Linked DNA regions of Homo sapiens: all the other regions are linked to region 1. A link is a loop called in an ENCODE intact Hi-C map of the cell type or tissue named here. Cell type or tissue: mammary epithelial cell. All regions are shown on one strand.

Region 1 (8,000 bases):
TGATGTCCGTGAGCTCCTACAGGAGGCAGCAGGAACTTGCCCGTATTTTTTAGTGGTAGCCCCACGACCAAGGCAGTGCCTGATCCCCACGAGGAGACAAAACGTTTTAAGCCCCAAAACAACTCCATATAAAACTATTAGTCCCTGTGTGCTTGTCTTCACCGCATTTAATTTCTCATAGACATACTACCATTCCCATATTTTACTTTCGGCTAATAAATCCTGGCAAGAACAAGGGACTATGCATCTTTTAATTAATAGCTTGAGAGAGAATATATTCTCAGGGGCAGAAGTTTTATTTGCTCAAATGCTTGGTCTTCAAGCAGTGTGGCCATTTAGAATCTTCTGAGGCTGAGGAGTTCCTCAAGATGTCAGATTAAAAATGAATCCAGATCTATGTTCAGAAACCCAGTTGCCAGGTTTATATCTGAGCTGTATATTACAACTCTTGTGTTCTTTTTCTGTAATCATGAAAACGTCTAACTGTGTTATTTGTAAAAAAAATTCTTGGAGCCCTCAGTCTCTCCAAGTTGGGCTAATTCACCAGCAAGTGAAGCTGAGTCCAATCTGAGGCTACAGCCCATCTAGCTATGTTACCAATTTCTTTCTTATTCCCATTTCCCCTTCTGTCAGCTTTTTTATCCTTTATTTAAAAATTCCTGCCCCTATGATCATTATTTTAAATCAGTGCTAGACGCTAAGCAGAGCTGCATTGCCTAAGGCTAGAGATGGGGAGAGGGAATGGAGTACCAGGGGGCAAAGCAGACCGTGCAGGGTGAGGGGACTGTTTTGTATCTTGACGATAGCAGTGATTACACCTTGTATACAAATGCCAAAATTCATCAAACTGTACACTTAAAATTGATGATGTTTATTTTATGTAAGCTATACCTTAATAAAAAGAAAAAGTGTTCAAAAGATCATGTTTTCACACAAAGTAGGCATGTAATAAATTAATAAAAGAATAATCATTACCACAGTTAAAATATGGTTTAATAATATTTTGGGGGAAGCCTAGGTATATGTAATATTTTAAATCTCTTTAACTTAGATTCAGAGAAGACCAAAGCTGATCTCACCAAAATCTCTCCACTCAGTTCTTCTCTGTTGTTTGGCCAGGTTAGTACCCAAAATAATTCTGGGTATATGGCAAGGTATTCTTTTATAATGACAGTCAAAGAAAAATGTATAATCTGTATTTTTTTTTTTTTTTTTGAGACGGAATCTCACTCTGTTGCCCAGGCTGGAGTGCGGTGGCGCAACCTCGGCTCACTGCAACCTCCGCCTCCTGGGCTCAAGCTATTCTCCTGCCTCAGCCTCCCGAGTAGCTGGGACTAAAGGCATGTGCCACCACGCTCAGCTAATTTTTGTATTTTTAGTAGAGCTGGGGTTTCACCATGTTGGCCAAGCTGGTCTTGAACTCCTGACCTCAGGTGATCCACCCACCTCAGCCTCCCAAAGTGCTGGGATTACAGGCGTGAGCCATTGTGCCCAGCCAGAAAAATGTATAATCTCTTTTAGAAATTTTTTTTTGAGACAGAGTTTCCCTCTGTTGCCCAGGCCGGAGTGCAATGGCGTGATCTTGGCAACCTCTGCCTTTGGGACTCAAGTGATTCTCGTGCCTCAGTCTCCCGAGTAGCTGGGACTACAGGTGTGCCACCACGCCTGGCTAATTTTTGTATTTTGTAGTAAAGAGGGGGTTTCACCATGTTGGCTGGGCTGGTCTTGAACTCCTGGCCTCAAGTGATTTGCCCACCTCGGCCTCCCAAAGTGCTGGGATTACAGGTGTGAGCCACTGCACCTGGCCTAGAAATTCATTTTTTAAAGAATTTTGGAAATGATGTATTCATTCGACAAACATTTTCTGGGTTCATAATCTATTCTAGGGACACACTTGGTGCAAATGACTTAATGATAAAAACAGCCAGAGTCCCTGCCCTTAGGGAATTAATAGCCTAGACTAAGGGCCTACAAATGGTCTGTGATAAAGTTCTAAGCCCTAGTAGGTATAACAAGGGCTCTGGGAATCTGTACTGGTCTATGCTGAGACGTAGGGATTTTTTTTTTTTTGGTCCATGGTGAGAAGTAGGGATTCGCTTTTACTTTTTTTTCCATATGGAGAGCCCATTGTTCCAACTCTAAGCGTTGAATATACCAGTCCTTCCTTCATGAATTACTAATGCTACTTCTGTTGTTTCTATTTTTTATTTATGGTCTTTCACACAAACTCATTTTGCAATCAAGGAAGATGAAACCTTACGAGGGTTAAATGACTCACTCCTGGTAGATGTTTAACGTCTTAATATGTTTCTTTGCCCTGGCTGAGATGATCAACCCAGCACGTTCTACTGTCCAGCTGTAGTTTGTAACTATTCTTTGGTATACCAGACCAGAGAATTTGGGCTTGAGTAATCCCCCACCTGGTGTCCAGCTCATAGTTCAGAGGAAACAACTAAGCTAAAGACACATGATAGGCAAAGCTGAATTTAGCTACCTTTCCAACAGGAGGAGATGACTTATATTATAGGCTCTTTTCTAGGGTCACAGCCAAGGACACATCACTCACATGGCTGTCATTTTTAATGATCCCCCTCATCCTAACTGATAAATAAGTTAGCTAGAAGGGGTGAACAGGAGCAAGAAGATAATGATTCAACACCTTGTACATACTTGAAATGTGGACTCTCTCCTGACCCCCACCAATTCTGCCACTCTGGAGGCATTTATTTCGCTGCAATAAAAACAGTGGTAAAATCCCCACTGCTTAAGTAGAGTAACTTGTCAGCTCATTTGATCACAAATGCTTGGATCACATCTCTTTCTTTTGCCTCCCCAGGAATTTGGTATTTCATTGGTCTAATATTTCAGAAAATCATTACCCAGGTTCAGAGAAACTTAGAAATGCTCCAGATTCTGGTGTGACTTTGAGGCTTTATGGGCTGAAAGGCATCCAAGCTTTCACTAGAGCAGTGCATGGGCTCCTGGGCTTAGGGCATTTGGAAAAGCTTACAAGGCACAGGCTTGGGCTCCTGAGTCACACACAGCTCTTTTCTTCAGCTCTCCTGCCTCCTGACCTCTCCTTATTAGGACACCTTTGTGAGCATCTGCCTCACCAGCTCCTTCCTGGGCAGGCAGGGTTGGGGGAAGAATTTCCATTTGTTTTAATCATCATTCATGATTCACCATTCATTAATCACCATATCACACATCCCTGTTATTTCTTCTCCCTGCCATCCTATTTCTTTGCAATTCTCGATTCTAGTAAGGGAAACTAATGTAGGGGAGGGAATTCCAGGTGATAAACACCGGAAGTCATTTTTCTCCCAGATCTGTCAAATACAGTTTAAAAGACTGGCAAAATAACTGGCAACCCGTCTAAAATTTGTAGACGAATTGGAACAAGTTGCCTCAATTCTGGGTGTGGTTGCCTGTGGGACTCGGCTCTCATTCACCTTCTCTGTCCAAGGAAGATGGACTGAGCAGCTCCCAGCCAGGGCTGGGCTCAGCCTAGGCACCAGGAGATACATATTAAGATGCATGGTGCCCTGGAGGAGTGCCCAGGATGCCAAGGGAGGCAGACTCAGAAACCAAGAAGTTTGTGGCTGCTCAGTCACGGCTTGCATGTGAGTCAGGTTCCACTTATGGCCAAAATAGCCCTGTCCTCTCTTAGGAAGAGGTCACATTGCAGACCAACATTCCATTCTCAACAAGTCCAGCAGCTGGTGTTTCCTCCATCCATGGAGCAGATCCCTGCTTTTCAGACTGAGCATCAGATAAGTCGTGATATGCTTTTAGGGGCCAGGTTTGCAAAATACGTTTCATTAAATTGTGGATGTGCACACCATGGGAGCCCCAGGATGTCCAGCAGATTGGCAAGTTTATACCCTACCTCATATCCACCCCAAGGGGACACACACACCATTGCAATGATTTCTCCCAACCTTTATTCCCTGCAGGGAGCGAGTGTTGAATTCACACACATTGAATGAACATTTGCCTGTCTGTTCATTAGACCCAAATAGTAATTTTAGGACACCAGGGAACTTCAAGGTACTCTGAAGACATTGAGGGTCTGCTATCAACCATCTGGGGGTGGTGGTCAAGGAGGGCTTCACAGAAGGCGTATGACTTAAGATGGGTCTAAAAGAATGGATATGAGTGTGCCAACCAGGAACTGTGAGATGACTGTCAGGAAGGACAGATGGAAGGAATAGCAGGTGCAAAGATGCCAAGATATGAAAATCATGGCTTCCTTGGAGCCACTCTGGGGAGTTTGATTTGGCCAGAGTTTTGTTTGGGTGGGTAGAGGAGGCTGGAGAAGTGGGAAAGGGCTTGGTTGTTGGCCACGGAGTTTGGGCTTCACCCACTGGGACCAGCACACCTTAGCAGCTTGGTGTGGTGGTGAAGAGTACAGATTCTAGAATCAAACTGTCTAGGGTCAATTCCCGGCACTACCACTCACCCAGATGTGCTTCCTTGGGCAAATTCCTTAGCTTCTTGGTGCCTCACTTTCCTCATCTGCAAACAGGATAATAATGAAATTCCTGTAAGGCCTAAATGAGTTAATACCTACAAAGTGCTTAGAATGGTGCCAGGTAGTCAATCAATATTGGCTGTTAGTATTGTTGATATTATCAATGATAGCATATTACAACTACTACTAGCAGCGATGGGGCACCATTGAAGGGTGCTAAGCAGACAACTATAGCAGCAGTTTGGCTCTGAGTCTAAAGCCTACAGTCCTGGCTGGCTGGGTGGGGACTACGTAAGGCAGGCAAAGCACTGAAGAGGCAAACCTTAAGGAGGCACTCACTGTCAGGGCAGTGCCACTTAAGGAAGCAAGTATGAGTGCCTCCTTAAATTCTGCACACCTTATCTGCCTCACCTAGCCATGGCCCTGGCCCTGATCATTGGCTATTAATAGGCCCTTCTACATGTTGACTCATGTGACTCCAGCACCCTCACTGAGACCAGAGAAGTGACCTCCCTTCTCCAAGTTTGCTGAACTCAGGAGGCAGCTGGGACATTCTGGTTCAACCCTGGCACCTCTGCAGTCTCCACCCACCCAGGGTACCACAATGAGCTGCCCTCATAGAAGCTGCCAAGGCTGGTCAAGTTACCTAGCAGAAGAGGAGCAACTGCTGCCATTCTTTGTCTCTCTCTCTTTCTTTCTTTCTTTCTTTCTTTCTTTCTTTCTTTCTTTCTTTCTTTCTTTCTTTCTTTCTTTCCTTCTTTCTCTCTCTCTCTCTTTCTTTCTTTCCTTCCTTCCTTCTTTCTTTCCTTCCTTTCTTCCTTCCTTCCTTCTTCTCTCTCTCTCTCTCTGTTTCTTTTTTTTGTCTACCCTGGAGGTGACAGAAACTGCCATTCTTATTAAGTGAATGCAGTTGTTGGCTGATTCCAGGAAGTGGGGAGTCACCTCCAACAGAATTCATTCTAACAGTGCCTGCTGTGGGAGGGGTGGGGGTGCCAGATAGTCACATCGCCAAACTTGGAGTCTTCCTAGTCCAGTGGACCTGAGGCAGTGAGGCCTAAAGGCATAGAGAGACAACTGGTTTAGACACTCAAAATCCACGTGTCATTGACTTGGCCGGGTCCATTTACAGACTGGTAAATTGAGGTGTAAGTCTTGCCAACAACAGGAAGACCACTGATCTGCCTACCTGGAAATAGTTCATTTCCACCTTCACATAAGAAAGAACTAGAACATGAATTGCCATTTCAAGGGCTAATCATTCTCTCTTGGATGGGAGAAAAACCTTTGGAATCTAGACACCAGGCCTGTCTAAATAGTAACAACAACAAACATTTAATGATTCCTTAATATTAGGCAGCCCCGTGCATATGTTTATAAATATTTATAAATCCCCACAACCACTCCATAAAGTAGGTTCTAATATTAAACCCCATTGTACAGATGAAGAAACTGAGGCTTGGGTAGGTTAAGTAATGTACCCAGGCATATATGATTAATAAGAGGTAGAGACAAGTTTTGTGTCCCAGCTCTGACACCGGTGCCCGGGGCATGATAAATGACTATTCATCAGAGCTAGCCCCGCCCGAAGAACTCCACACACAACCAGGAACTTTCTGATGATGGTGCGTTGTTCTTACCAACAAAGTCAATCAAGGTAGAATGAAGTATTTCCAAGCTGCTGGCTTTCTAGGATATCAAAAGGAAAACATATTTGTTTTAAATGGTCCAACAAGCACACTGTATTACTGCAAATCCTCCTTCATGTCAAAGTAATTTGAAAGTATAGTTGGAATTTAAGCTTAAGATTTAAATTCCACAGAATTTGAAATGTTTGGGGCGTGGTTGTTCTTTTGTATTGTTCTTTTTTGGCAGTGCCAGGTGTAAGGTTCTAAGAAAGGGAACTGGCATGGTTCCACTGCTGATGGCTCCACAGCTTCATGAGGTCTGCCCGGGGGGTGTGGGCATGGGAAGTTAATGTGGCTGAGTTAGTGGCAAAAGAAAAGCAGCCATGATTCTAGAACAAAGCACTGGGAATGAAAGGCCAGTGCCAAGTTTTAGCAGAAAAGCATGCTATAGAAGCCCTGGCCTGCAGGACTCACTTCTCTAGACAGCTGTCAATGAGACTCATGGGAAAATCCGATGCAAGTTTGAGTCAATTTCAACCAGGCTTCTGCTTTGGCTTCACAGGAAATGCTTCTTCCTAAAAGAGACCTCCACCTGTCCTTCTGGGTATCTGAGCTGTAAAGCCTTTCATCCACTGGTTTGGAAGTCAAGTAGGACCTGCCAGGACCTGCCAATTCCCATTCCCCACCCCACTCCTTCCACCTTATTCCCATGGCTGGTTTCAGGAAAGAGCCTGTCAAGACAGCAGGGCAAATCTCTCATTCTCCCTCTGAGAAGTAAAGGGATGTGAAATGATGGCTGCTTACCAGACTCCCCTAGAAAGAAGCTGGGGCAAGGTACAGCCGTCAGGCCAAGCTGAGGAAATGCTTTCAGGCTACTGTTGCAGGTCTGGAGAAAGGGATGGGTGGCAGGGCAGGTGACCATCCCATTCCCCAACCCCAACGGCAGGTGCACCTCCCAACTGAAGATACTGTGCCACAGGTGGCTACAAGAACTTGCCTGCCATTCTGCCATTATAGGCTCTCCAAAGGAAAGGACCACATTAAACACTGCAGTGATCAGTTAACACCCAGGAAGGATTGGACATAGACCCTAGTTATCAAGAAAGGACCTGGGGAGTGATCAAGCACAACCTCCCACCTGCAGTGGGCCTGAGACACAGGACTGCACTGGGAAGTCAGGGCAGGGAAGAAGGCCCGAGGGAGTAGGACAAGGGCATGCACAGTGCAGGTGGGAAGTGCAGAGACAACTTGCTGCAAAATGTTGATGAAGGCCGACTCTGGCCACATCTCTCAAGATCATTTTGCCATGAGTTACTGTCATGCCAGGTGCTGGCATACAAAGATGAACAAGGCCGGGCTCCAACTTCCAGAATTATATCCAGTGACCTCAGGGCTCAAGAGACATCAGGGTCCCACCCCCTCAGTGAGAGAGACACAAAGTTCCCATTAAAATAGTCTACTATTTCCACAGCTCTTAGATTAATTACAGAAGAGAGTAAAATTAAGTTCCAATAGCAACGTTGAAAAGAACCATGTGCACGCTTAGTCAATCCAACTTGTTGGAACAGTTTATCAACACGGGACTGTTTTATACATTCATTCACTCCCTACTCTTAATTCTCAAGGTCCTTAAGAAAGAAAATGATATGTGATGATGCAAGTTGTTTCTTTTATTTATTTTACTTTTTTGAGACAGAGTCTTGCTCTTGTTGCCCAGGCTGGAGTGCAATGGCACAATCTCAGCTCACCACAACCTCTGCCTTCCAGGTTCAAGTGATTCTCCTGCCTCAGCCTCCCGAGTAGCTGGGATTACAGGTGCCCGCCACCATGCCTGGCTAATCTGTGTACTTTCAGTAGAACGGGGTTTCACCATATTGGCCAGACTGGTCTGGAACTCCTGA
Region 2 (8,000 bases), 85 kb after region 1:
CCCGAGTAGCTGGGACTATAGGCGCCCACCACCACACCTGGCTAATTTTTTGTATTTTTAGTAGAGACGGGGTTTCTCCGTGTTAGCCAGGATGGTCTCAATCTCCTGACCTCATGATCTGCCCGCCTCGGCCTCCCAAAGTGCTGGGATTACAGGCGTGAGCTACCGCGCCCGGCCATATATATATATATATATATATATATATATATATATATATATATATATATATATTTAAACAGAGTCTTGCTGTGTCACCCAGGCTGGAGTGCAGTGGCACTCTCGCTCACTGCAACCTCCGCCTCCCAGGTTCAAGAGATTCTCTCCTGTCTCAGCCTCCCTAGTAGCTGGAACTACAGGCATGCAGGCATGCACCACCACCATGCCTGGCTACTTTTTGTATTTTTAGTGGAGACAGGGTTTCACCATGTTGGTCAGGCTGGTCTCGAACTGCTGACCTCAAATGATCCACCTGCCTCAGCCTCCCAAAGTGCTGGAATTATAGGCATGAGCCCCTGTGCCCAGCCAAATCTGGTTTCTTAGAAAGAAACATTTAATAGGGTCTTAGGAACAGAAGCCATGTCTACTTCTCCAGTGGCAGCAAGACCAGATGGGGGATCCCTGCACCATCACCCCCCAAGACCCTGGGCTTATATACCACAAGGGAGGGGTGGGTTAGAAGGGACATGTAGGTCAATTGAAGTAGATAACATCAAGGTTGCTTGATCTAAGGGCAGGATTTATGGTAAGTACCTGCTCTAAACAAGGAACAATAAACTGGAAATCTTAGAGGACTTCCCAGAACAGCGGTTAATCAGAAGCTAACATGGTGGATTAACTTCCAGGATGGAGCTGTTGTAGCCTCAACACCAGCTTACTTACAGACACAGGTAAAGGTCCTCAGATCCCCAAATGCCCATGAGGACAGAGCTCCACAAGTGATGCCAACCTCACAGAGCAAGGGCTCTGCCAGGCACAAGGTGCCATCTGCCAATAGGAGGGGTGAAGGGGTTTATTGCTCCTACTTCTAGCCCTGCAACCCCAAGTATTTTGGAGACTGGCTACATACCTGTCCACTTACCAGGTGCAAGGTGTGGTACAGAATAACCCTAGCACATTCCTAAGAGTTCATCCTGAAAATGGATAGGGTAAAGTCCTATTTCCCAGGGGCACCCATCGCTGCAAAGGGTTTTTGCCCCACCTGGAGGGGCTTGGTAGGATATCTCTTGCCAAATTACATTCCAAATTGCCTTCACGAGGCCAGGCCTTTTTTTTTTTTTTTTTTTTTTTTTGAGACAGAGTCTTGCTCTGTTGCCCAGGCTGGAGTGCAGCAGCGTGATCTCTTCTCACTGCAACCTCCACCTCCCGAATTCAAGTGATTCTCCTGCCTCAGCCACCTGAGTAGCTGGGATTACAGGCATGTGCCAGCATGCCCGGCTAATTTTTTGTATTTAGTAGAGATGCGGTTTCACCATGTTGGTCAGGCTGGTCTCGAATTCCTGATTTCAGGTGATCGACTGCCTTGGCCTCCCAAAGTGCTGGGATTACAGGTGTGAGCCACTGCGCCTGGCCTCATCACTCATTCTTATAGCCTTTGTGCCATTAAGCCTGGACCAGGAAGCAGGGGTAAATCTCTCTAAGGAAGAGGAAGGTGGTGACAGCATTAATGAAAGGCTTCATTTTTCTGCTTTAAGTTTCAAAGTAGACTTAAAATCTGATAGCAAGACAATAGTCTCAAATGCCAGACTTTGCAGAGAGAGAAAGGGTTTTCTTAAAACCCCCAAGGCTGGGGTTTTTACATATCAAAAAAATCGAAGCTCAGAGAAATTGAGTGATCATTGAGTGAATCATGGAAGAAAGAAAAATGCAGATATGACAAAAGGGAAGTTTCTACCCTACAGGAAGAAGGACAGCTACTTTGAGACTTGGAGAAGGAGTTAAGAAATGGGACAAGAAAAGGCAGGCCAGGGGCAGGTTGTGAGTGTGCTGGTTTTTCCCGCCCCACCCATCAGGATCAAAGCTCCAGGTGTAAGAGACGATAGAAACACTCAGATAGTTTTAAAGACTCCACGAACATAAGGGCTGGTGCTCCCACTTCCCTGGGTATAGCCTGAGGAGTCTTCAAATCTCTCAAGGGAGCCTTTGGATCAGGCTAACGCTGCATCCAACATGGTGCCCAAGTCACAGAGCAGAAATGGCTGAGGGAGGCACTTCAGTGGCCTGGGCCTGAGACAACTCACCTGACATAGAACGTATGGGCTTGCCTGGGCGCGGTGGCTCAAGTCTGTAATCCCAGCACTTTGGGAGGCCAAGTCGGGTGGATCACTTGAGGTCAGGAGTTCGAGACCGGCCTGGCCAACATGGTGAAGCCCCGTCTCTACTAAAAATACAAAAAGCACACCTGTAGTCCCAGCTACTTGGGAAGATGAGGCAGGAGGATCCCTTGAACCCAGGAGGCAGAAGTTGCAGTGAGCCGAGATCGAACCACTGCACTCCAGCCTGGGCGACAGAGGGAGAGGCTGTCAAGAAAAAAAAAAAAAAAAAAAAGTAAAATAACATTTGAACTTGCATGAGTTGTGGAGGGAGCCCAGGAGTTCCTGTGTGCCAACAGGGGTTGGGGGCCAAAAAGTATCTGAGGTACTAGCTGGTGATTTCACCAGAACATCACCATAAAGAAGGCAAAGTGACTCTATAACGAAGAGCTGCAGAAAGGACTCCTCAAACCAGCAATCAAATAGCTTTCCCATGCAGCCCTTGGGGATCAGGAGTCACAGTGAGAGCCAGATGAGGCTGAGGCAGCAAGGTAAAGCCTCTAACCTTGCAGGCAGCATGTGATTGTGCCACAAGGCCAAGACCTGAAGCTAAGTTAGCTTCCCCTGCATCCAGCTGCCATCTTGGAATAAAGCGGAGAAAGGAAAATCCTTGCATTGGTGGAGAGACCCAGACACTATGTAATTACTCAAAAAGAGATTATTTTAAACCAGAGGAGGCTGAGATACCATAACAGTAAGATCAAAAATTTTCTTGCATGCAGCGGAAATGGGGTTTCAAGAGCTGGTTGGGATCTTATTGATGGTTGTGTTTTGCATATCTGAGCAAATTCTACCCTGACCACAGGATACTCATGACTTCCATAACTACATACTTATTTTTTTTCAATTATGATGGTAATATATATGATTTCATTGTAGAAAACTTGGGGGGAAATACTATAAAGAAGAAAATAAAAATAATTCTGTAATTTCACCAGCCATAGATAACCACTGTAAACATCTTGGTTTATTTTTTTCCCATCTTTTTTCTATGTATATGTGCATGTGTATGTGTATCACTGTGATTGTATGTGCATCTTACTTGTTCACAAGATTCTTTAATTTTTTTTTTTTTTTGAGATGGAGTCTCATACCTTTTTCTCAGGCTGGAGTGCAGTTGTGCAATCTTGGCTCACTGCAGCCCCGACTTCCCAGGCTCAAGTGATCCTCCTGCCTCAGCCTCCTGAGCAGCTCGGACTACAGGCGTGCGCCACCATGCCTGGCTAATTGTTTTTGTATTTTTAGTACAGATAGGGTTTCACCATGTTGGCCAGGCTGGTCTTGAACTCCTGACCTCAGGCGATCCTCCCACCTCGGCCTCCCAAAGTGCTGGGATTACAGGCGTGAACCACCGTACCCAGCCTTTGGATCTGCTTTTACTGATGCGTGAGTGTGTGGCCTCATCACCACTCCCAGCAGCTGGCACCTGTAACTCTTCTTTGTAGATCCAGTCTTGGGCTGCTGGAGGGGGCATTGCCTGAGAATTTACACTCCTCTGGGGCAGCCCTTCACCAATGACTGGTAGAATGTAGGAATGTAAGCCTTGTCCAGGTGCACGGGGTGGGAGGCAGGGGGATTCTGAGGGCTATTTATACTTGGGGTTCCCTGTGGGGCAGGCTAAAGCTATTCTCCCTGGGACTCAGCCTGAGATGACGCCCTAGCTTGGCTTTTCTGAGAGCACATCCTTCATAAATCACTTGCACACAAAACTCATCTCAATGTCTGCTTCTGGGAACCCGACCTAAGACAGCCAGTGATACATTTTTAAATGTTAAGATAAATATGAAGAAAATAAGAGGCTCTGTGGATATATTTAGGAATTTAAAGTTGGGTTTTACAGCTTAAGTAAACAAACAAAAAACAGAATCATGTATCTTGACATATCAGTCTGGAGTCAGAACCTTTTTTTTTTTTTTTTGAGGCAGAGTCTCACTCTGTCCCCCAGGCTGCCCAAAGTGCTGGGATTACAGGCATGAGCCACTGTGCCTGACCTGGAGTCAGAACTTTAACAGCAGAAAAACAGGAGTGGTACTCCTTTAAATCACGGACGGTCATTCTGTGTTTTTTGGGGAGACTGATGCTAGGTCCCAGTGGTCTCCTGCAGGGGCTGGAACCACCCCAGAGAAAGGAGAGCAGGCTTCTGTCCCTTCTTGCTGCACTTGCAAATAACACAGGTCAGCCCAGGGCCAGAACCTTGGGGCAGCTCCACCGAAGGAGCTGTCCTGTTGCCCCTGATCCTTCCGTCCCAAGTCCCAAGCCCAATCCTCACACCAAGGCAAGGTGGGGAGGAGGCAGAGGTTGTGGGGGTGTGGGTGGGTGGGGGTCCTTATGTCCCACAGTACGGGAGCTGGACCAGGAAGATGGAATTTGCTACCCTGAGTGACCATAGAGAGGGTTTCTAGAACCTCAACTTTGCAGGCAGGTTTAGAAAGTACGCTTGTCCTCCCACTGCTAACAGCTGGGGAAGTGCGTGTGTGTGTGCTGCTCCAACAGCTCAGAAGTCCTGGGAGCTTTTAAAAACTTCCCAATCCAAGTTCTGCCTACTGGGCTCCAGCCTTCCTCAGAAAGACACTTCTGAAGGCCGACTGCTCGGTTCTTCGAAGTAGCTCAGCCAGACCTGACGACACCACTGGCCTGCGGGTAGATTCTCTGCAGGGCCAGCCTGCACCTCCCAGCAAGGGCACCACCTGGTGGCGGGCACTCTGTGGGATGGGCTCTCTCTCTCTCTCTCTGTTGGGGGGGGTGTGTGTGTGTGCACGCGTGTGTGTGTTTAGGTGGAGGGTAAAGTGGATGGGGAGGGGATTTACCCTCTGCAGCCTCAGGCTTCCCTGGCAAGCCACCGCCTTGGACATGACATTTGCTGGCTTGGCTGGGGCCCTGTGGCCAGATGTCAGAATTTAAGTTCTGCGCTTAGGGCTTGTGCAACCTTAGACATTAAACGTCTCTAAGCCTGTTTCTTATCAGTAAAAGGAAGATCAAAGTACCTAGCTCTTTGGGTTCTTTGTTAAAAATAAGATTATGCTTTGGATTCCTCAGAAATAGATCCTGAGAGATTCAGACATAAGTAGTTTATTTGAGAAGTGACTCCAGGAAAAACCACTTGGGGAGGGCGATGTGAGCCAGGAGTGGGGAAGAAGATGGCAAGAGTGACTTATCCAGCAAGTGTTTTGCCACTGAGGGCACCTGCACACCATCCCTCTCAGTAGGACCTTGCCTGAGGGGCAAGGGAGCTGGGGTATTTATCCACAGATTCCCATCATTCACTGTGGGAGGACCACTCCTGGGGTGCCTTAATGCCTCAGCTCTCTCATTATTTGACACGTGGGCACGGTGGGCACCAGCAACCAGAGAGGATCCTCAGATAGATTCGGAAATGATGGCATTCGGAAGTTGGGACAACATGTATGGAAATGGTTAGTGGGGAGGGGGGATGGCTGGGGCACCACCAAAGTCTTCTATATGCATGATTAAAAATTCTCAGAACATAGTAACATTTCAATAAACAATAGCTATTTATAATAGTACACATCCGTGGTCCCCGGCAAAGTGTGACACAGCTGATAACCTAGAGGTAGGTCCAGATAGGCTGTGTGCCATGGGAGCGCTAGGCACCAACAGCCCTACAGCAGGTGTTTAGTGTCCCCTCTTGTATATATAGGGGAACTGAGGCTCATGGAGCATGAGAGCCTTGTTGAGGGTCATGAGGCCGATCGTGCCAATGTTGGTCTCCTGCGAGCTGTGCTGCTGCTCCCACCAGTCCAGGACTGTAAAGAGTTTTCATCCTGTGTCTGTGTTAAAATGTGCTCTCTCTGAGCCCCACCATGACAGCGCAGAAATTTGTTTCCATCTGTAAAATGTCAAGGCTGAATCTTTTATGTTCTGCCCTGGGTCTGTGCCCGATAATGAACTCCATCCAAGCCCTGTGGCTGCCTCCAGCCCACGAGACTCTTTGGAACAAAACGAATAATTCTCAGTGGCAGGAGAGAGTGAGGGAATGGTTTCATCACTCTTTTCCTGCACGACTCAGACCTGAGAGAAAAGAAGAGGGAATTGGCAGAAATAGAAGGCGGCAGGGACGCTCTCTCACTTGTTCCCTGCAGTCATGCCTGTATGGAATTTGGGAGTTTGCTGGACCAGGGGGGCTGCTTTGGGTACACTGGGAGCAGAAACCTGGGGTTCCATCACCTGCCTCATGGCGGGGCATCGAGTCTGCTCTCAGCTCTCTTTCCTGAACACCATTGCCACATCTGTCTGTGCTGGTGACGAAAGAGAGAGAAGCCTCAACTGTCTCCTTTGTACTGCACTAGGCCATTCCGCAACTCAAGCAGGAGAAAAACCCAGGAGTGGGGTGGCGTAGGCGGGGCCACCACAAGGAGCCCGTGCATCAGGGGGCGCAGGCTGTTTCTGGATCATTCCACTGGGAAGGGGACAAAACCCATCTTTTATGACCCATGTTCAGTTCTCAGTTGGAGTCAGGTAAGCCTTTCCCTTATTCTTATTATTTTAAAAATGTTTTCTAAAATTGTGGTATGACATACATAATATGCAATTCTTTTATGTTTGTTTGTTTATCTATTTATTTATTTATTTTGAGATGGAGTTTCGCTCTTGTTGCCCAGGCTGGAGTGCAATGGTGCGATCTTGACTCACCGCAACCTCCACCTTCCGGTTTCAAGCAATTCTCCTGTCTCAGCCTCCCAAGTAATTGGGATTACAGGCATGTAATCCCACCACGCCTGGCTATTAAATTAATATTTAACCCTTTTAAAGGATATGATTTGGTGGCATTAATTACATCCACAATATTGTGAAACCACCACCACTCTCTGGTTTCAAAACTTTTTTATCATCCCAAACAGAACCAACTAGGCTATAAGATAGTCCTGGGTGAGCCAGGTCTCCAGTTGGGACATGTGTTTCTAAAGGAGTGTGGAGAGGAAGTAAACTCTTAGGTATGTTTTCCTTTAAAATCATGACAACAGTACCTATGGGAGAGGTACTGTTATTATTCCCATTTTACAGAAAAGGAAACTGAGGCCTAGAAAGCAGCTGGCCAGTGCCAGGGCTAGTATTTGAAATAGACTAGTCTGGCCTCACTGGGCACCACCTCCACCCCACCTGGCTGGTCCCACTTCTCACTCCATTCTGCTGGAATCATTCCATGAGCTAAAATGTCTAACGATGTTGGGCCTTTGACTTCCCTCTGAAGGGAATTGGTAGGCTGAGCTGAATCTGCAGGGTTTCGGCCATCTCATCTGGCAAATTAAGTGTGACATGGGGGTTCCGGAATGAAGTGGATGTGAATTGTAAAGAACACGGGCTTATTTGAGCCTAGAATCGGGCCAGTCATGGATCTGCATTGAAAAGGGACTTGGGGAGCTGTATGAGTGGGGCTGGGCCATTCCTGGAGTGGCGAGGCCTTCCTGGAGGACCCCACATCTGTTTGCTGCTTCAGCACAGGAGAGAGACTCTTTGAGGGGATGCAAACCTGGAGAGTCCCCTCCCCACACTGAAGGATCAGAAACCATGGAGGGTCCTTGCCCCAGTGCAGCGGCAGAGCCTGTGGCCCCAGCCCTACGCGGTGCTGGGACTCTCCATTTCAGTGGGGTGGTCAGAGGGGAGGCAGAAGGCCCCGAGAAACCTTTCCTTCAACATCCCCAGGGCCCCAGAGTGAACCAGACTCTAGGTGGT
Region 3 (8,000 bases), 75 kb after region 1:
CAGGTTGGTCTCGAACTCCTGATCTCAAGAGATCCACCCGTTTTGGCCTCCCAAAGTGCTGGGATCACAGGTGTGAGCCATCACACCCGGCCTTCTTATCAGATTTTCAAAGGGATCTGTGACCCCTGAGAAGTAGAACAATTCCTTTGGAACATGTTGTGTCATTTAACTTTAAAACTTCAGGGTTTCTCTTTCTATGATACAGTTGCAAGGTTGAGCTGTCTCTTAAACCTATCAGCAATTATGATAGTTACCTTTGGGTTCACAAAAGGAATAAAAAGAGAAAGGAAAAATATAGAGACAGAGAATCCCTAAGCTGCTTTCTCCAACTGGGCAAGAGCTGGAAGAATGGAGGAAGGAGTAAGCTAAATGGTTATATCAGTTAGGATATTTTCAGATACAAGCAACAGAAATACCAACTGACAGTGGACCAACCAATATAAATACCCAAGCCGGGGTGTCTCCAACATTGATAGTTTGGCAGCTCAACGACAGGACCAAATACCTGGGTTCTTTCCTTGTTTTTGCTCTTTTATCATTAGGTTGGCTCTCCTTAGTCCCAGGATGGCCACCACAGTTCTAGCATCATCAGCAGACCCAACCATGTCTAGTGATAAAAGGGGGAGGTATGTCTCTTTTACCAGTAAAAAATGATTCCCAGGCTTGGCCCAGTGGCTCATGCCTATAATCCCAGCACTTTGGGAGGCCAAGATGGATTGTTTGAGACTAGGAGTTTGAGGCCAGTCTGAGCAACATGATGAGACCCCATCTCTATTAAAAAGCCAAACCAAAACAAAAATGGTTCCCAAAACTCCCCATAAACATTCACTCATATTTCATTGGCCAAAATTGTATGATATGTTCCTGCCTAACCCAATCACAGGTGAGGGTAATGGTGCCACCAACATTGGCTTACACTAATTAGCACCCACTCTTTGGGAGATGAAGTTGGGCTCATCCCCTACAAATCATGTAACTGCCATGGAGGAAGGTAGGTACAGAACAAAGCTGGGATCTTGTTGGACAAGCGGTTGGGTAGCAGCCATATGTCTGGGAGCTAATTGATCCATGAGTAGTGGAGACAGAAGAAAGGAGGAATGGGCTGAAGGAGGGCACCCATTGCCTGGCAGGAGAGGAAAGAGATGGTGGGTCAGACATCTCTATGGCAAGAGTGAGGTACTGCTGTTAGTCAAGGACATTTTGGTGATTTTCTGAAAAGCCTCAGGGTGGGTAGGAGTTGGGGAAAGTATTTTCACGGTGGCCATGTTAAGTAGAAGCTCTTTTGAATATGGTGCTTCTCACCTTGGGCGATTCTCTGGTGAGATGTCATTTGCAGTCTGTGATAATAGTGGCTTCTGCTTCAAAATTTCCATTCCATCTTCTTCTGCACTGACTTTCACTAACACTGAACGTCTCTTTCCTTTTTGCAGACTCTTTAAAGCCATAGCTTTTCTTTTCATTTCTTTCCCATGTCTTTAATTTTCATGAGGTCTCAACAAATAATTTCCTCATCTTTAGTGTCCTGTCTAGAAACTCCAAGTAGGTACACAGCTGCAGATTTCAGCTCAGATTCTGTTCTGCATGGCTACAAAAATGTTCCATACCACAGTAGCTGTCCTTTCAGATTCCCAGTGACCTGATAGATATACCCATCTATTAATGGATCCCACTAATCATGTAGACCAGGACTCTGGGATAACCAGCTCTTAGCTGATTTCAGGTCTATGGCATAAAGCCTGCAGAGCATAATTTAAATGCATTTTTAAAGCAAACTGGTTTGCAGAGAACCCCGTGTTGTGATGTGTTTCCATAATGGCACCAGTGTCTGCTCAAGTCTGTAATGAAACATGCAATAATGCTCCCACAAAATCCACCAGGAAAGATTCCCATAAGTGGAAGAGTTTTATTGCCAGCAGGTTTTATATCTTAATTCTCTCACCCCCATTTCTCTGAAATACAATTTAAATAGTCCTTTAAAAAATTTTTGACTCCTCAGAAGTCAAATGTACTCTGTGGAGATGAGGCTGTTGGTTGAGATGATTCCAGTTAGGAAGTATTTTTGGTGGGTTGCACAAGGGCCCTGATGTATAAAAATCCCCCCCATCCCAACCCAGCTTCTCTTTGTATGCATGGGATCTTTTTAAAAATATTTTTTGAGATGCAGTTTCAGTCTTTTTGCCCAGGCTGGAGTGCAGTGGCCTGATCTCAGCTCACTGCAACCTCTGCCTCCTGGGTTCAAGTAATTCTCCTGCCTCAGCCTCCTGAGTAGCTGGCACTACAGGCATGTGCCACCACACTCAGCTAATTTTTGTATTTTTAGTAGAGACAGGGTTTCAGCATGTTGGCCAGACTGGTCTTTAACTCCTGACCTCAAGTGATCCTCCCTCCCCGACTTCCCAAAGTGCTGGGATTACAGGCGTGAGCCACCGCTCCCGGCCTGCATGGGATCTTTTGATCTACAGTGAGGGGAAGAGGGATCAGTTTTAATTGGAGGATGGGCTGGAGGAGACAGAAGGACCACCAGAGGGATGCTATGGCATCTCTTCTTTGAACCATAATAGAGAAAGGAAAAGGGTTAGAGAATGAAGCTGCTCAGATGAGATTTTTGGAGACCCTGGGCCCAAGCACATCTGCTTTAGGGTCCTGGGAGCACCATGGGGCACTGGTTGTGGGCAGGACTGGTCACCTTGCCTCAGCGCCAGAACCAGATGGCATGGTAGTGAGAAAGCTCCACCAAATGACCTTGTGGGCAATGTCCTGGCCAGGAGGAGGGGTGGCTGGGGCAGGAAGTGATGCACAGGTGGGACAGAAACTGCAGTGGATCAGCAGGCCTGAGAGGACACCCCATGTGACTCCTAGAAGTAGCAGGTTGAACCACAGGGTTGCTGATAGCCAGTGGTCAAGATGATGGGGCTTGGGTCTTTACCATGTGGTTATAAGGAAGGAGGGCATCATTTTGAGGCCATAGGCTGGTGAAAGTGCTATTGATTTAATCCAAAATGCTTTGGCATAGAAAATCCAGAAAAGACAAGCAAAATGTTTCTTTCTTCAAATGATTTACAATGACTCCACTTTGTTATCTTGCCTAATATAGACTTGGCCAGAACTTCTGTTTAGCTAGCTAGTGCCGCAGAACAAATCACCTCACAATTTAGTGCCTTACAGTTTCGTAATCTCTCAGGATTTCTGTAGATAAGGAGTTTGGGAAAGGCTTGTTGGGGTGGTTCTGGTTCCAGTCATTTGTGTGGTTACTCTTGGACAGTGGCTGGAGCTTGGAGAGCCAGGGTTGAAGCAGCAGGTGGCCGGCTGGGCACCTCTGCTTCTTTATATGGCTTCAGGGCCTCTGTGGCCTCTCCATGTGGACTGGTTTAGGCCTCCTCACAGACTGATGGCCTCAGGACAGTTAAAATGCTTACACAGGGCTCAAAACTTCAGGAGTGAGGATCACAGGGAATAAGGTGGAATATGGGTCCCTTTTACAGCTGAGCCTCTGAAGTCACACAGCATCACTTCAATGGCATGCTGTTAATTGAAACAATCACAAAGAGGATGGGTGTGGTGGCTGACGCCTGTAGTCCCAGCACTTTGGGAGACTGAGGTGGGCAGATTGCTTGAGCTCAGGAGTTCAAGACCGGCCTGGGCAACATGGCAAAACTCTGTCTCTACAAAATATACAAAAATTAGCTGTGCGTGGCGGTGTGTGCCTGTAGTCCTAGCTATACAGGAGGCTGAGGTGGGAGGATTGCTTGAATTTGGGGAGGTCAAGGCTGCAGTGAAGCCGTGATTGTGCCACTGCACTCCAGCCTGAGTGACAGAGTGAGACCCTGTCTTAAAAAACAAACACACAAACAAACAAACCAGTCACAAAAGCCCACCCCACATCAAGGGGAGGGGAATTGAACTCCACCTCTTGATGGAGAAATGATAAGGTAATAGAAAAGCATGGGGTTGGGGAGAGGTGGGAGATATTGCATCCATCTTTAAAAAATACAACTGCAACCATCTTTTCCATGCAGAGTGAAATCATCCTCGCAAGCCTTCCTCCAAGGCTAGCTCCTTTCAAGATAGCCTTCCTCTGTGACTGGGTTTTTTCCTGCCCAGCATTCAGCCACCTTTTCTACCTGTTTTAATCTCCACTCTTCCCACAGCCCAACCCCTCAACTGTATTTGTCATCTCCTTGTGATTCCCACTTATTATGCAGACCAAAAACTCTCCAGCTCTCCTGCTGGGTGATCCTTTCCTAAAAAGGCACTGAACTAACAGTTCTTATGAATGAAGGAAGTGCAGAAACCCATCGGAACACGATGACTAAGATGCAGGGCAGCTCTGGGACAGTCGCTGATTGAAACATCCCTGAGTTCTCTGAGCATCAAACATGCCTGTGAGATCCTTGATTACACTGCAGGTAAGCAGACAGGAGGACAGATGTTGTGTAAGGTTGGGGAACGCAAGGAAGATGAATGGACTTCAACACAAGGAAAGGCTCTCAGGGAATACTTTCCAAGCCCGCAGGAATGTAAGGACACTCCCACATCGCTGGTAAGTGAGTCATCACCAATCACCATCCAGTTAAGAATCATTGTATGTAACAGGCTTAGAATCAAAGCCTTATTATTATTATTATTTTAATCAACAGAAAAGAGAACCTATTTAGAAGTCTGGAGAATGATCTAAAAGGACAGGCTAAGATGAGAACACTTGGAGGCAGGACAGTAGAAAGACAGGGACACTCCTGTGTGACTGTTGGGAAGAGCAAACTCATAGGGAAGCAAGGAGGCACTTGCCAGCTGGGACCTGCTGGTGTCATCATCTAGTTCCCCTGAACTCACAAGATATTTGCCACCCTTCAGGGGACTTCGTCACCATGTGCCGCTCTTCTCCCTGGGGCAATTATCCTTTTTAATTATGTGGCAGTGATATAACTGTGCCCCATATTTGTCAGGCACATTGGTTTGTTTGCAATAATTCTAGCTAGAGGAGGTCAGACTCAGACCCAGGTGAGAATTCTGGCTCTGTTACTGTCCAGCCTGGTGACTTAACCTTTCTGGAGCTCTGTTTGCTCATGGAAACTGTAAAATGGGGATTATTACACCCTACCTTTGTGTCACAATAATAAAATGGGATACAGTGAGTAAAATGTTTAGAATAGCCTCAGACCCCATTGATGCTTAATCAAGTGTGTTCTTTTTCTGTTCTCTCTTAATTATTCAGCACCATTAGTGAGCATCTTTTTTTCCTTTTGTAACCAGCCTCAAACTTGTTTATTTTTCCAGGTGTACATTGTCACTAGAAGCCAGGCATTTAAAATAAAACATGGTTATAATAAAGGTTGGTCATAATAAAGTGTTGGTCATACTACACAGTAATTATTACTCTAGGAGGTTCAGCAAAGGAACACCCCTTTTCCACAGCTTCCTCTTCATGTATAGGCCTTCCAAACCAATTTTTCTGTAAGAGGTCCTTTTTCTGGCAAGTTGAAAGCCACCAACTCCTTCAAAGATCAGATGTAGGCAATGAGATGCTACCAAGTAGGGCAATACAGCCCACCTCACATCCTGGCTCTGGTCCTTGGGTCCAGGATCCTAGATTTCCCAATGGGTCACCTGTTGCCACCACAGGTCTAGAAAGGGGATGTTTGGAAGTTTTATTTTGGAGTTTGAGTCCATGAGGCACGTAGAAGCCTTGAAGGCAGGCTGCAAATGTCCCCATTCAAGCCCAATCCCTTATAAGCACAAACCACAGATCACCTATTCCTTCTCCCTGGAATAAAACCCCTCAGGCCAGGCGCAGTGGCTCACGCCTGTAATCCCAGCACTTTGGAAGGCCAAGGCGGGTGGATCACCTGAGGTCTGGAGTTCAAGACTAGCCTGGCCAACATGGTGAAACCTCGTCTCTACTAATAATACAAAAATTAGCTGGGCGTGGTGGCAGGTGCCTGTAATCCCAGCCGCTCAGGAGGCTGAGGCAGGAGAATCACTTGAATCTTGGAGGCAGAGGTTGCAGTGAGCCAAGATAACGCCATTGCACTCTAGCCTGGGTGAAAAGAGCGAAACTCCGTCTCAAATAAACAAACAAACAAACAAACAAAACCCATACCCTCCATCTGTATCCACCTGAGAGCTCTCATACAGCTGCTTAAGACCCAATTCCTAAGTATCTCTCTTCTTCTGCAGGCCTTCTCTCTCAAGCAGATGCACTCTTATCCTTTGAGGCTGCAGATGCCAGGGACATGCTTCCATTGCAGCATCATCAAGATGGCTTGGGATCAAGATGACTTGGGCGCACTATCCTCCCTACCAGGCCCTGAGCAACACCATCATTTCTCATTCCTAATTCCCAGGAGAGCATGGCACAGAGAGGTGCTCAGTGAGTATTTGTTGACCTGAGTCAGACCAACGAAAGGAAAGACTTTTCAGACTTTGCAACCCTGATATTCCATGATGAATTAAAAAAGAAAAACAACCGAGGCAGTAAACTTTATTTTCAGGGTCCAAGTAAGTCTAAAATATATGTTTTAGGGCTGAAATGTTCACATTACAACTTGGATGTACATAAACATTTTGCTTACAATTTTTTCTCTAAGTGATTCTTGCTTTAAAACTTCATTTCTTTCTACCTAAAATCATCTTTAAAATTCAGTCTCTGCAATAGGCAACTATTTCTTAAATATAACTCAAAAGGCATTAAACATCAGGGGAAATTTTGATAAATTGGGCTACACTAAATTTAAGAACTTCCAACCATCAGAAGGTAAGACTATGAAAACGATGTCACAGACTTGAGAGGGCATTTGTTGATAAGTACATCTCACAGAGGATTCACAGGACATAAAGAACCCCTCCATGCCAATAGGCAATGTCAACAGCTCAGTACGGAAATGGGCAAATGACCTGAACTGGCAGTTCACAACAGAGAATGCAGTCACGCACCACTTAATGACAGGGGTATGATCTGAGAAATGGGTTGGATGATTCTGTCATTGTATAAATATCATACAGTGTACTTATACAAACCTAGATGGTATAGCTTACTATACACCTAGGCTATATGGTGTAGTCTTATTGCTCTGAAGCTACAAACATGCTCAGCATGTTACTGTACTGAATACTGTAGACAGCTGTAACACAGTAAATATTTGTGTGTCAAAACACACCTAAACATAGAAAAGGTATAGTAAAAATATGGTATTGTAAACATATAATATAATATAATTGTTGTATGTGCAGTCTGTCATTGACCAAAACATCATTATGTGGTGCATGACTGTATTTAAGTGGCTAATAGGGATATGAAACGCAGTTCAATCTAAAACCACAATGGATTACCACTACACACCTACTGGAATGCTAAAATTAAAAGGCTGGCCATCCTAAGTGTTGGAGAGGACATGGAACAACAGTAACTCCCTATCTACTCAATCAGAACACATAGAGACTCTATGACATAGACACACACTCCTGGGTATGTAGTAAACACAAATGAATGTGTGTGCTTACCAAAGATAATGTGCAAGAAGGGTGGGCACTGTGGCTCCCGCCTGTAGTCTCAATACTTTGGGAGGCTGAGGCAGGAGGATCATTTGAGGCCAGAAATTCAAGACCAGCCTGGGCAACACAGGGAGACCCCATCTCTACAAAAATTTTTTTAGGTTAACCAGGTGTGGTGGCACATATCTGTAGTCCCAGCTACTCAGGCGGCGGAGGTTGGAGGATTGCTTGAGCCTAGGAGTTTGAGACCAGCCTAGGCAACATAGTGAAAACCCATCTCTATAAAAAACACAAAATTTAGCCAGGCATGGTGGCATGTGCCTGTAGTCCCAGCTACTTGGGAAGCTGAGGTATGAGGATCATGCGAGCCTGGGAGGTCAAGGCAGTGGTGAGCCATGATGGTGCCTCTGCACTCCAGCCTTGGTGATAGAGTGAGACCCTGTCTCAATAATAATAATAATAATATACAAGAATGTGCATAGTAACCCTACTTGTAATTACCAAAACCTGGA

The links. Peaks named below come from ENCODE experiments on the same cell type or tissue, not always from the same donor. Only the 100,000 strongest peaks of a DNase experiment are listed, where the experiment ranks them.
Region 2: a loop joins it to region 1, with 4 times the contacts of the local background. A loop is called at or near these places in 11 of 110 quality-filtered maps.
Region 3: a loop joins it to region 1, with 5 times the contacts of the local background. A loop is called at or near these places in 10 of 110 quality-filtered maps.

What each region holds. Positions count from the first base shown.
Region 1 is chr3:45,120,947-45,128,946 of GRCh38, forward strand. The region is part of intron 1 of CDCP1 (CUB domain containing protein 1); the gene reads right to left. Among named protein-coding and RNA genes, the nearest start is that of CDCP1, 21 kb to the right of the region's middle. RefSeq lists enhancers at 3,031-3,532, 3,533-4,032 and a silencer at 7,350-7,594. In mammary epithelial cell, a CTCF peak has its summit at 4,840; DNase peaks (open chromatin) are centred at 2,315, 3,135, 3,595, 4,905 and 1 weaker place; H3K27ac peaks cover 6,893 bases.
Region 2 is chr3:45,205,742-45,213,741 of GRCh38, forward strand. It overlaps LOC101928636 (a long non-coding RNA gene), which reads left to right. Exons shown (of 4, transcript XR_001740675.2): 3 at 6,617-6,785. Among named protein-coding and RNA genes, the nearest start is that of TMEM158, 17 kb to the right of the region's middle. In mammary epithelial cell, a CTCF peak has its summit at 4,998 (motif pointing left); DNase peaks (open chromatin) are centred at 1,950 and 4,940; H3K27ac peaks cover 481 bases.
Region 3 is chr3:45,195,658-45,203,657 of GRCh38, forward strand. LOC101928636 (a long non-coding RNA gene) reads left to right here and starts at 6,172. Exons shown (of 4, transcript XR_001740675.2): 1 at 6,172-6,367. RefSeq lists enhancers at 3,790-4,989, 3,980-4,745, 4,746-5,513. In mammary epithelial cell, no CTCF peak of the experiment used is centred here; a DNase peak (open chromatin) is centred at 4,384; H3K27ac peaks cover 2,978 bases.